2 separate regions of the Homo sapiens genome follow, and region 2 is linked to region 1. Evidence: chromatin contacts called from ENCODE Hi-C or POLR2A ChIA-PET data. All regions are on one chromosome and are shown on one strand. The core of a region is the stretch at or near the end of the contact, and the rest is flanking DNA. Distances in the headings are between cores, read along the strand shown.

Region 1 (5,657 bases), core at 1,611-4,110:
CAGTTCACAAGAGTGCCACCACATGCATGGAAGGACCAGCTCGTTAGATGCTTTGGGCAAATAAAAATTTTCTGTAGAGTTATTTTGTTCTGCTGGAGCCATTAAGTGCTCCTTGCTACATGAAATGGTATATAGCCCTTCAAATGGGGGCATTTAGCAATATAAAATATATTTACCCTGTCCGTTCTTGAGGATCACTCTTTAACTGTAGAGAATATGTCTTCTAAGGCACCAGAGACATCCAGAGATAGAGGGCTGCTGATATTAATAACACATAAACTTTGGGTGAAGGCATAGGGGAAGCCAGCCCTCACTAGAACTCCACTATGCAGGCACCCCGATCTCACACTGCCAGCCTCCACAACCGTGAGAAAATAAGCATCTGTTGTTTAAGCATACCCTCTCTTCATAGGGATTATTGGAGCCTAGAAGAGTGCATGGACACTTTTCATTATTATTATTATTATTTACTAGATTATCACCCCAACAGAATAGGAACTGAATTCCTTTTTGCAAGTAGGTGTTCAATAATTATTTGTTGAATGAATGAATGCTATGGCTACTATATGGAATTTCTAGGTCAAATAGGAGCAGAAGGCTGGGGGTATGGGGGCTTGCACTTGTAATCCCAGCACTTTGGGAGTCCGAGTCTGGAGGATCACTTACACCTAGGAGTTACTAGCCTGGGCAACATAGGGAGATTCCGCATCTACAAAAAATAATAAAAAATAGCCAGGTGTGGTGGCCCGCACCTGTAATCCCAGCTACATGGGAGGCTGAAGCAGGAGGATCACTTGCACCTGGGAGGTTGAGGCTGCAGTGAGCTGTGATTGCACCACTACACTCCAGCTGGGATGACAGAACAAGTCTCCATCTCTCTCTCTCTATATATAAATGCCTGTGTGTGTGTGTGTGTGTGTGTGTGTGTGTGTGTGTGTGTGTTTGTGTGTATGAGACGAAGAGCAAAATTCAATTTAGTCATCGTACCCACATGTAATCACCAAAAAATTTTTTTTAAAAGCTATTTATAACCAAAAATATCTTCTATCAAGTTGTGGTAATATTACATGAAAGCCCATTTTGTTCTGCTGAGCACTTGCGTAGTTCTGGGAGTTAAAAGGTGGATGGAGCAGGAGAGACGTAAAGCACTAAATGCCATTAAGTAAGAAAAATCTGGAGTTCCTATAAGCAATTTTTGAAGTAGGAGAGGTACGGAAGGGTAGGAATGAAAGAAAAAACCCAAGCAAACCTAGCAAAAGGCTAACACCTTCCATATAGAAATCACTGGGTAACTGACTTTTTAAGAATATGAAAGTCTAAACACAGTCACTTCTCACATTATGGTGAACATTGCTTCCATTTCTTCAAACCATCAGTAAAGTGTGGTACAATGCAGAAATCCCATGTGTGAACAAGTTTTGTTTTGTTGGGGCAGAGGGAAGGCTGGTGGTTGGGAAAACTAAGGAAGGGGCTCAGTTCTACCTTGAGCCTCTGTGGTATGGAAAAAAGAGATGATGACAGCTACTGTGAGAGAACTCCTAAACGCAACCAATTTGGCTGAAGCAGAGATGTGGGGCCTGGTGTGATCAAGGATTCATAAAAGCTTTGGAGAGAAAGCAGAACTTTTCACAATCTGTACGATGGGGATTGCAGCCAATTTTATTTAGCCCTCAGGAAATAGGGTGACCCCAGTTGACCCCCAGGGGAAAAAATTCCCTATCTCATAAACAATAAAAATCTTAACTAAAGTTTAATATGATAGCAACCAGAAACAAGGCTTCCTGTTGTCCTCAGACAACCGAAAGTTCATATTCACACACCCAAGTAACCACACCCCCAGCCCCTGCACTGTGCAAGTGAACAGTTTCATTGACAACTTTGGGGTCTGTTTTGATCTTGGAGATCTTGGAGTTAACTGCAGAGAATGACTGGAGTGGATTTTATGAAGAGGTATTTTATAAATGCTTATGTGTAATGATGAGGGAAATTGAAGAAAGTGAAACAAACAGTAAAACCACATGGGAAGAATTCCCGCAGAACATGAGAAACAGAACTTGACTTAATGAATAAAATAACAGATGGCATCTCATTTTTTATTGGGTGTGTAAAGAATGAGAACCTGAAATGCAGGTTTGGTTATTCAAGTGAATTAGTAAAGGAGATTTATGGTTTTGGAAGAATCAGCAGTCATGGGGGGGCAGGAAATGGTTATAAGTGACTTTTAGATTCTGTGCTTGGGTGACTAATGACAAACATAGCATAGTAAACCATCGGACCATATCATGCAAACAGGCTGTGTGAATTAATTTTGTTTTGCTTTGTCTTGCTGGGGAAATTAGAAGGCTTAAACAAAGCAGAGAGAAGACATCTATTGGATTGTCCAAAATACTGTAAAATTTTGGCAATGTGGTATCTATACCAGGCAACTACAACTTCTGTCTTATTTGGTTTAGATACCCAAGGAAGTACAGGGGTACTCTGAAATTTACTTCGAGATACAAATCTTCAATTATTCACAAGCTGGCAGCACAGGTCTTTAAGTCTATTGTCCTTGTACTTCCCTAGAACACATCATCTTGGCACCAGATCTGCTTTACCTCTCAGAAGTTTAGAGCAAAATTCTACGAAAGGCAGGACTTTTAACACTCCCTCACTGTGGGGTGTTTAAAAAGACTATTATGGGGAGAAAAATGAATTGCTGAATAAGTAGTATGTGGAAGAAAGGTCTGTGTTGAATGAAGGGAGGTCTAGTCATTAAAAAAGAAAAAGAAGGCTCAAGCCACAGAGTTTTTATCGTGTGCCTCAGCCACTGGGGAAACAGTTTCAGTGCAGTATTATATATGAAATGTTTCCTATTAGAATCAAAGTTCCCACAATGGAACATGTGCGACAATACTAACTAAACACTACCATCTAGTGGCCAGTTTTGAGAACTACAAAAGCTCGCAAAGTGCATTAAAAACACCGTGAAAGAAATGCAACAACCAATGAAAAGATGTTTAATTTTCCCTTAGTATCAGGGAAAATAATTGATCACACTATATAGTAAATGAAGATATGTGTATCAAGTGCTGCTATTCTCAATTACCCTTAAAACTTAGATGGGCTTGCAGGGAGTCTCAAGTGCATGTTTTGCTGTTTATAGCACCAGTGTAGAGATATTTCCACCAATGACAAATAGGCTGTAAAACATAAAATCCTTTAGAAAAGTGATAAAAATACAATCAGTATGAGGACTTTGCTTCCTCTTCCCCTCCCCACCCCTACCCCCCTACTATCCCTCACACCTAACACCTCTCACAAGTTGCTATTGTATAGCTGGCATAGCTGGAGGAGTAGAAAGAGTGAGCTCACAGTCAGCAAAGCTGTGTGGTGCCTTTGTTCCACACACTTCTGGCTGTTTGAGCCTAGGTTAGTCACTTAACCTTTCTAAGACTCACTTTCTAAAAATACGCAAATATGTAAATTGTTGCTCTTCCAGTCTCCCTGGGTTTAGGGGAAAATAGAATGTGTACAAAAATGCATTGTAAATGCAAATGTGCCATACAAAATTGCTATTAGTTTTAAAATCTCTAAGTGAGGATGATGAGGATGTGAATCTGATATTTGAAGGTGCTAAACATTTTTTTAATTTTTTTTCAAAAAGCCATTTTTCTTAATATTGTTGATTTCCTGAGACAAATATCTTTGATCTGGGTTGAATAATTGTGGGAATTCTCAAGTTTATCCTGCCCCTATACACGCAGCAAAAGAAAGCTAATTAACTTGTCCAAATTTTTACATTGAATCAAAGACGAGACTGAGAACAACTGTCATAGCTTGAGTGTTGAAGTTTATCAATCTAGGAATCCTATTGTGTTGTTAATGTTTCCCCAGTAGTTTCAGTAAGTAATGTAAACCCATGAATCTAAATTATAAAATGGCTACAGGTAAACCATGACACCAAATTTCACTTCATATTTCATTATTCTAAGATACAAGGGCAGAACCTAAAGAAAGGGTAAAATAAAATGGACTTACATTAGACTTACTGACACCATCATTATTTGAGAAAGAGCTATTTCCTAGGTATATTTTAGGAACTTATCTGGTGATATCTATCTATCTACTAACTTTAGGAGTGGGGTGGAATTAATTCTTTTTACAAGATTAGTGAAGTTAGAAACAACTAGTTTCTAATTGATTAAATGTAACCTATTTTCAAGTATCTTCATATGACTGAAATCAATCTGTTTTATTTTCCAAACCAGTGGAATAGACACAGAGTCATTACAACCAGAATGACATGGCATTGTTACAAATCTTAGTATTAAAGCAATACTTCTGTTTTTATGTATAATTATTTTATAATGGAAAATGTCCCTCAAAATCAGACGATTTGTTCCACAATGAATCATCTACTCCAAACAACTCTGTTCCAATAATTAATGACAAGAACAACAAACACTTACCCACCAGATCCTTATGGTAAAGCTAACTTCAGACAGGAAATGCAGAACTCAGCAGAGTTCATTATTTTTCATTTCTAGATCAGAACAAGTTTATCTAAGACTCCAAATAAAGTTCATGCTTTGTGCAACGTGCAAATGACAGTTCATTATATTTTCTTGTTTCACAGAGAAAAACTCAGAAGGAAAACATCTACAGGAGATACAAATAAAGAAGGGCTAGGTGTTTCTGAAAATAATCTTCCAGAAAAAAAAAGTGGCCCTCTTGAAACTCATCAGGAAAAAAAGTACTTAAGAAACTCTAAAACATTTTTATGTGTTAGAATCACCGGGGTAATTTTGGCAATCTCTATGCCCAGATCACAGCCCACATCAATTAGAAGAGAACCTCTGGGACATGAAGATCAGTTTTTTGTTTTGTTTTGTTTTTGTTTTCATTTTTTTTTTAAAGTTCTCTAGGTGATGCCAACACGCAGCCATATCCCACAAACACTTTAGTTAAGAAATACATACTTTGAAGCAGGAAAGTAATGCCCTTTTTGGGGAAAACAGTCATTATATGATCACAGATTATTTTTATAACTTCCATATTCTTTTTTTTTTTTTTTTTTTTGAGACAGAGTCTCACTCTGTTGCCCAGGCTGAAGTGCAGTGGCGTGATCTCAGCTCACTGCAACCTCTACCTCCCAGGTTCAAGCGATTCTCCTGCCTCAGCCTCCCAAATAGCTGGGATTACAGGTGCAAACCACCACGCTCAGCTAATTTTTGTATTTTTAGTAGAGAGGGGGTTTCACCATGTTAGCCAGGATGGTCTCGATCTCCTGACCTCATGATCTGCCTGCCTCGGCCTCCCAAAGTGTTGGGATCACAGGTGTGAGCCACTGTGCCCAGCCTCCATATTCTTACATGAGCAAGAAGCAAGAATTCATTTTATCAGTATGTAAATTGTGAAAAAAACACATGCAGGTGAGAAGCAGGGGCTATAAGGATGAAATCAATGGGCCAGCAGAGAATACAGTGCATGAATTCAATAGTCCCTGCAGTGCTCCCTGCTAGGCAGTGCAGGGATATAGACAAATAGTGGCCTGATGTCTTTAATAAGCTGATAAATAGTTGGGGCCACCAATATGTAAACAAAGCAAGAACATAGAAAACACGCTCCAAATGGGTTACAAGCAGAGTTGTGGTGTAGGGCAGAGGAAGATAATA
Region 2 (5,657 bases), core at 1,445-3,944, 210 kb before region 1:
CCATAATTTGGAGAATTTTCATTTTGATCAAAAGATGATCCTAAAAGGAGGATTCCTAGGAGGAAGAAGAACTGGGTGATTCCTTAAAAGCAATGTGAACTTGTAGGTTCAGAAAGATGCCACTACAGCATAAAAGAATCTTGAGAATATTTGTTGAGATTTCCTGTAGCCTAGGCAGTGTCCTCATGACCCCTTTTTGCTAAAGGGACTAAATCTCTTCCATAAGGTCATTTGTAATCTGGCCCAGAAAACTTCAGCCTACATTGTTTTTAACAAGCTTTGAATGTTTTGAATCAAGTAATTAAAATTTTGATATTATATTAGACATTTAAATATTATTATTTAAGAGCTAGGAACATCTACAATGCCCCAGGTCCCATTCTAAGATAGTTACAGTATTACCCCATTTAATCCACACAACAGCACTATGAGTTAAGGACTGTTACTAGCCCTGTTCTCCAGATGAGGCTATTGAGGCACTCAGATGTTAAGTAGCATGTCTGAGGTTAAATATCTAGTGAGTCACTATCTGAATCAAGGAAGTCTGGCTCCAGAGCCTGTACACATTACCACAATATTCTAGCACCTCTGTAATCATAATAATACCACCTTGTTATACTTTTATACTTTCTAAAATATTATTGTTATATGTATTATTTTGGCATCACAGAATTATGCTGAGGAGATTAAGACATTTATTATGCCCATTTTGGAGATGCCAAAAAGATTGTATTTGTTCATTATCAGGCATCTTGTGAGCAGTAGATCTGGAAGAGAATTCAAATTATTTGACTCTGGTTAGTGATCTTTGATCATGATGATGATAATGATGGGTTTTAATTATTTTAAAACTAACATTCAGTCCTTATACAAGAGAGTAGGTCTCCATAGAAAGTAGCAAATGCAAAGATTTTTTAAAAAGATGTAAAAATATATTTTCCTTTGTAATGAACATCATTTATCTGACATTATTTTCTTAGTCCATTTTATTCTACTCTGTTCATATGTCAAACCATCACCTATGGGTGATAGGATAGTAAGAATACCTCTGAATCTTTCTCCACTACCACACAGTTCAACATTCAATACTTGTTAGCTACATTTCCATTTGCGGGCAATGATATAAGCAAAGCACTTTATAAATAAAATACAAATGATTTGGCCATTAAACTACTAAATATACTTAAACTAAGAGGACATTTTAGCTGAATATTTTTAAAGTGAATTTTCGTTGGATTTTTATTTTTATACATGCAACTGTCTAGAATAAAGTCTAACAAATTAGAACAAAAGGAAACACAACTGAGAAACTATGATAAATAACAGAAAAGCCAAATTTCTGCTTGAAAGATAGCAAAGAAAAAACTGTAATTTATTTCACAGTTCAGAGAATCAAGACTACACATTATTAAACAATCCAAAATTGAATATTTTTGCAGACATAAGGCAACAAATATAAAAGAATAGGCTTGCTTAGAAAATAGAAATAACTCATTTCCAGCATTTTATTCCATTTATATTAGAAAGAGGGTCTTAAGAGTTATGTCTACTAATTTATAGGCTGATACTTTACAAATTTAATACTTCCTACATGTATGGCCTTCAAGAAACAACAGTTAGGCAGAACTAATAGGTTTGTAATCTAAAAACAAGTTGTCAAAAATGAAAAAATGTTGTTGGGTTAGGGTAATGCTAATCTATTTTGTTACACTAAAAGATAATCATCCTTTCATGAAACTTTTAAGAAATATCAGGAAGCCAGTTCTGGTTGCTCATGCCTGTAGTCCTAGCTACTTGGAAGGCTGATGCAGGAGGATAACTTGAGCCCATTTCAAGACCAGGCTGGGAAACATAGACTCTGTCTCTAAAAAAATTAAAAAGAAATATCAGGAGTAACCATAAAAGATTATCTTTATGGCTAATCTCAGCCCCATTATTTTTATCAATACAGGAGTGCGAATTATTAGCAGGGCACCACAAATTGGCATAACCTCAGTGAAGTCCCTGCAGCTATGGCATAACCTCAGCTCTACTAGAGCAAAGACTGGTTTGTTGTTTTGTTTTGTGTTTTTTTTTAAATTTTAATCCCACAGCAAGCACAAGAGTAAGTGAACTTATATTAACTACCCTTAAATGAGGCTGATTCAATAAAAAGCTCAATTAATTGATAAACTACAAACTCAGAGCAAACCAAAATACTTTCAACATTTTCATTGAAAGATCGCTTAATGCATCCAGAATCAGAGCCAGAAGTATTAACTAGCCGGTGTCCCACGTCCTTTTCCAATAAAACCCTTTTCTCTCATGGTTATAGGGTTATGCTCATAAGAGTGAAGGTTTTCAAACTAAGTTTCTGGGAACCCTATGGTTTTTCAAAGTTGCATCAGGTCAGCTGAGGGGCAAGGTACTTTGTGCTGGGTCTAGGAAGCCAGGTACTTTGTGCTGTTTCAACAAGAGCTCTTCTGCTTTAACTAGTTTTATCTCAAAGTTTGATAATACATACAAAAAAAGTCTGGCTCTTTAAAAAAAATTACAAAAATGTAACAGTAGAAATACAGAATTAATACTTTCTACACAAATTCTTATCTCTGTAATATCAGTTTCAGTATTTCATCCTCTTAAAATGCCTTCAACTTACACACTTCCTTCACAATGAGCATAAAAGAATGATTAAGTTCAACCTTTATGCTAGTATAAGCATAGTATAATAAAGTCACACCCTAGTTCCTGAGGTTGGGTATTTCCTAGACTCTTTAGTCACTTGTACTTATCAGAGGGTGTGATGAGTTACTTCATTGATTTTCCCTGAGTTTCACTTTCAGAAAGTAACTTTAATGTCAAATGTTAAGGTATATTTTTTTGTCATCATTGCATTTTGGTATAATCAATAGCTAATGTCAATGTTTGCCTCTTAAATAACTTGATGAAATAAAACTCCTGTATATTTAGACATCAAAGAATAAAGACCTAAAAGATGACTTATTTATCTTATATGAATACCAATAATCAGTTCAGATATTTTTGGAAAGTCTCCATTCTTTCAAGAGGCTGGATTACTTTTGTCCCTTAGATGTCAAAAACAAAACACTTGGTCCCTGTATTCTACATATTGGGTTCATATAAATATATTTACACATACAAAAACTTCTATGTACTTTTCTTAGCACATTCTATATACTATTAATAACAGTATAAATACATTATACACAAGGATATAGAAGCTACTGTCACCTGGATATCTTGCAGGATGTGACTTTTTGCCTCAAGCTCCCCCCATAAATATATATTTTTTACCAATAAAAAATAAAATTTACATGAGTTTTCACATGTGTGTATGTATGTGTAATTATACATTTTTTTCTTTTTATTGCATATATCATCAACTAATAAAGAGGTGAGTGTGCCATCAGAATGAGACCTGAGGTGGCTGTGCTTCCAACCCCACCTCCCAGCAAGAAAAGAACATTCAAGACCAAATTCTCTATCTCACCTTTACAGAAAGCCAATCCCCCAGGAACAGAACAGTGTCTTCTTCTCTATATTTATAACACCAAAAACATTGTTGGTACTCAGTCAATGTTAACTAATAACGATGTTGATAGTCATGACTTTCCACTCCTGGCAAGTTCTAGCAAAGTCTGAAGGCATGCTGTTCTGAACATTTATAACTGAAATACGAGAAGCCTTTCATGAAGCCGCAGTTTCAGTTGCTGAGAGTCAGGGAAATGCATCATGTTTCAGCAAGTTGCTAGTAGCTACTACATTCAATTTCTACATATTCTCATAACCCAGGGTACAATCACCAATTAGAAAAGAAAAAATAAATTCATTAAACACCTAGTTTCATCACCTAAAACCAGCAAATGCTTTGTTGGGACTTTTCATGATTCAACTAATATAAAAAGCCATTTTGGATCATACTCCTCAAGGTTAAATCTTCTAATCTTAAATGATAAATTCTTTTACAGAAGAAAAATCTCATAATATGAAATATATTTCATAATTGGAATATTTAGAATGCTTGTTAAATTTTACTTTTAATTTTTTTTTTGGAAGTAGAAGACTTAAAAGCCTAATACTGAAATACAAAGAAGGCACTTAATATTTATACTTAAGAATCAAAAGTGGAAAAATGTTCACAGCAAGTTTAAAGACAAAAAAGTCAAATGTGTATACCATCTTGGAGTCCTAAGATGTGAACCCTTATTTTCAGGTTCTGCCTTTTACTTTTTGTGTAATTTTGACCAACGCATGAAACCTCTGTGAGACACAATTTCCTTATCCGTAGCATGGAAGTAATACAAACACTTAGATTATTATAATTTTAACTTATTATAATTTAAAATTTTTTAATAAGAAGAGCTCTTTAAATGTTGTTTGCATATACCTTTAAAATTTGCTTAGTAAAATATAATAAAATACAGATCATTTGTTTTGCAATTTACTGGAATCAAAATGGAAAAAAAAGAAAAAATACAAATAATGTAATGTCAAAACTACCTTCTGAAATGGAATTACATTTCATTTATATCTTAAGCTTTTCTAAAGGCTTTGTATAATATTTGTTTAGAAAATTCAAAGGAGCAAAAATATTTCTCATGTAATAAAATAAAGCCCAACTTCAAAACTTACTCATATTATCAGCTGGGCATGGTGGTTCGCACCTGTAATGGCTCTCAAAAAAAAAAAAAAAAGAGAAATGTTGTAAGAATGCACACTTATTCTTTCATTTATCCTGATTAGATGTATCCAAAATAGATTTGCTTTCACTGGAAATTTAATTGATTGTTACTGATTGATAATTTAATTAAACTTCTGATGACAGTTCTTCTATCACTCAACCTCCCAGTAAAAAAGTAACATAATCCAGCTTTCAGTTCCTCACATAAGGAGCTTGGAAGTTGCCAATCTGTCCTAACAACAAAAAAGCTGAACAAACTGAAAAATCAACTCTTCTTAGATCCATAAGAGAAGTGAGGTCACAGGGCAAACTGCTGCCCAAACCACTGGTGAGATAGACAGTAGGCTATGGAGAATCACAACATACCGGAGCAGAAACCTCCAAGAGAACCAGTGCTGGGGTAGAAAAACCTCAACTATAATTGACAAATCGTTAGAGGCTGAGTGCAGGCAAGTCTGAAAGTTGAAAAACTCCAGAGGAACCCAGTAATAGGGAGGTCCCCACAATTCTGTGTGTTTTACCTCCAGGAGTGCTACCAAGTTCTCACAGTAAATATTGGAGAAAAATTCTCTCATGCTTCCAGCAAGAGAAGGGAAAAAGTACACATCTTTAAATCTGCTGAAGCTTGGTTCTTCCTGAGGAGAAACTAGTTAATCAGAGCCTAACCTGCTGGGGTTTTTTGTTCCATTTTGTTTTGTTATATTAGAGCCTCACTGACCTGGGGAAAGAAAAATGCCCAACTCCAGCCCACTCTAGCCTACCATCAAGGAGAAAGGAAATACTCAATTCCAGCCCACGTTAGCCATTCTCTCTCACCTATGGTATAAGAAAAAAAAAACCTGAAAAACACTTAGGAGATTCACAATCCAGAGGCCCAGGCTCACCAAAAGTCTGAAACCTAATTATGGAATGATAGAAAGCTTCCCCTCCACTGCCCCTTACCACACCACCACCCACATAACTTTTTTATTTTATT

The links. A loop is a pair of places that touch in the nucleus more often than their neighbours do. ChIA-PET counts read pairs that join two places held with the same protein, here RNA polymerase II (POLR2A). Pooled maps may share reads with other maps.
Region 2: a loop to region 1 is called in a map of Calu3, with 4 times the contacts of the local background. The contact joins two enhancer-like sites. A Hi-C loop is called at or near these places in 1 of 168 maps with a recorded cell type or tissue (Calu3) and 13 of 50 pooled maps. POLR2A ChIA-PET finds 5 or more read pairs at or near these places in 2 of 52 experiments (A549 and MCF 10A).

The regions. Positions count from the first base shown.
Region 1 is chr5:59,797,356-59,803,012 of GRCh38, forward strand. All of the region lies in intron 1 of PDE4D (phosphodiesterase 4D), which reads right to left. Among named protein-coding and RNA genes, the nearest start is that of PDE4D, 94 kb to the right of the region's middle. RefSeq lists an enhancer at 3,123-3,653. Within about 2 kb of position 2,861, at least 3 of the 41 ENCODE cell types and tissues checked have a DNase peak (open chromatin) inside an H3K27ac peak, as active enhancers do.
Region 2 is chr5:59,588,642-59,594,298 of GRCh38, forward strand. All of the region lies in intron 1 of PDE4D (phosphodiesterase 4D), which reads right to left. Among named protein-coding and RNA genes, the nearest start is that of MIR582, 110 kb to the right of the region's middle. Within about 2 kb of position 2,695, at least 5 of the 41 ENCODE cell types and tissues checked have a DNase peak (open chromatin) inside an H3K27ac peak, as active enhancers do.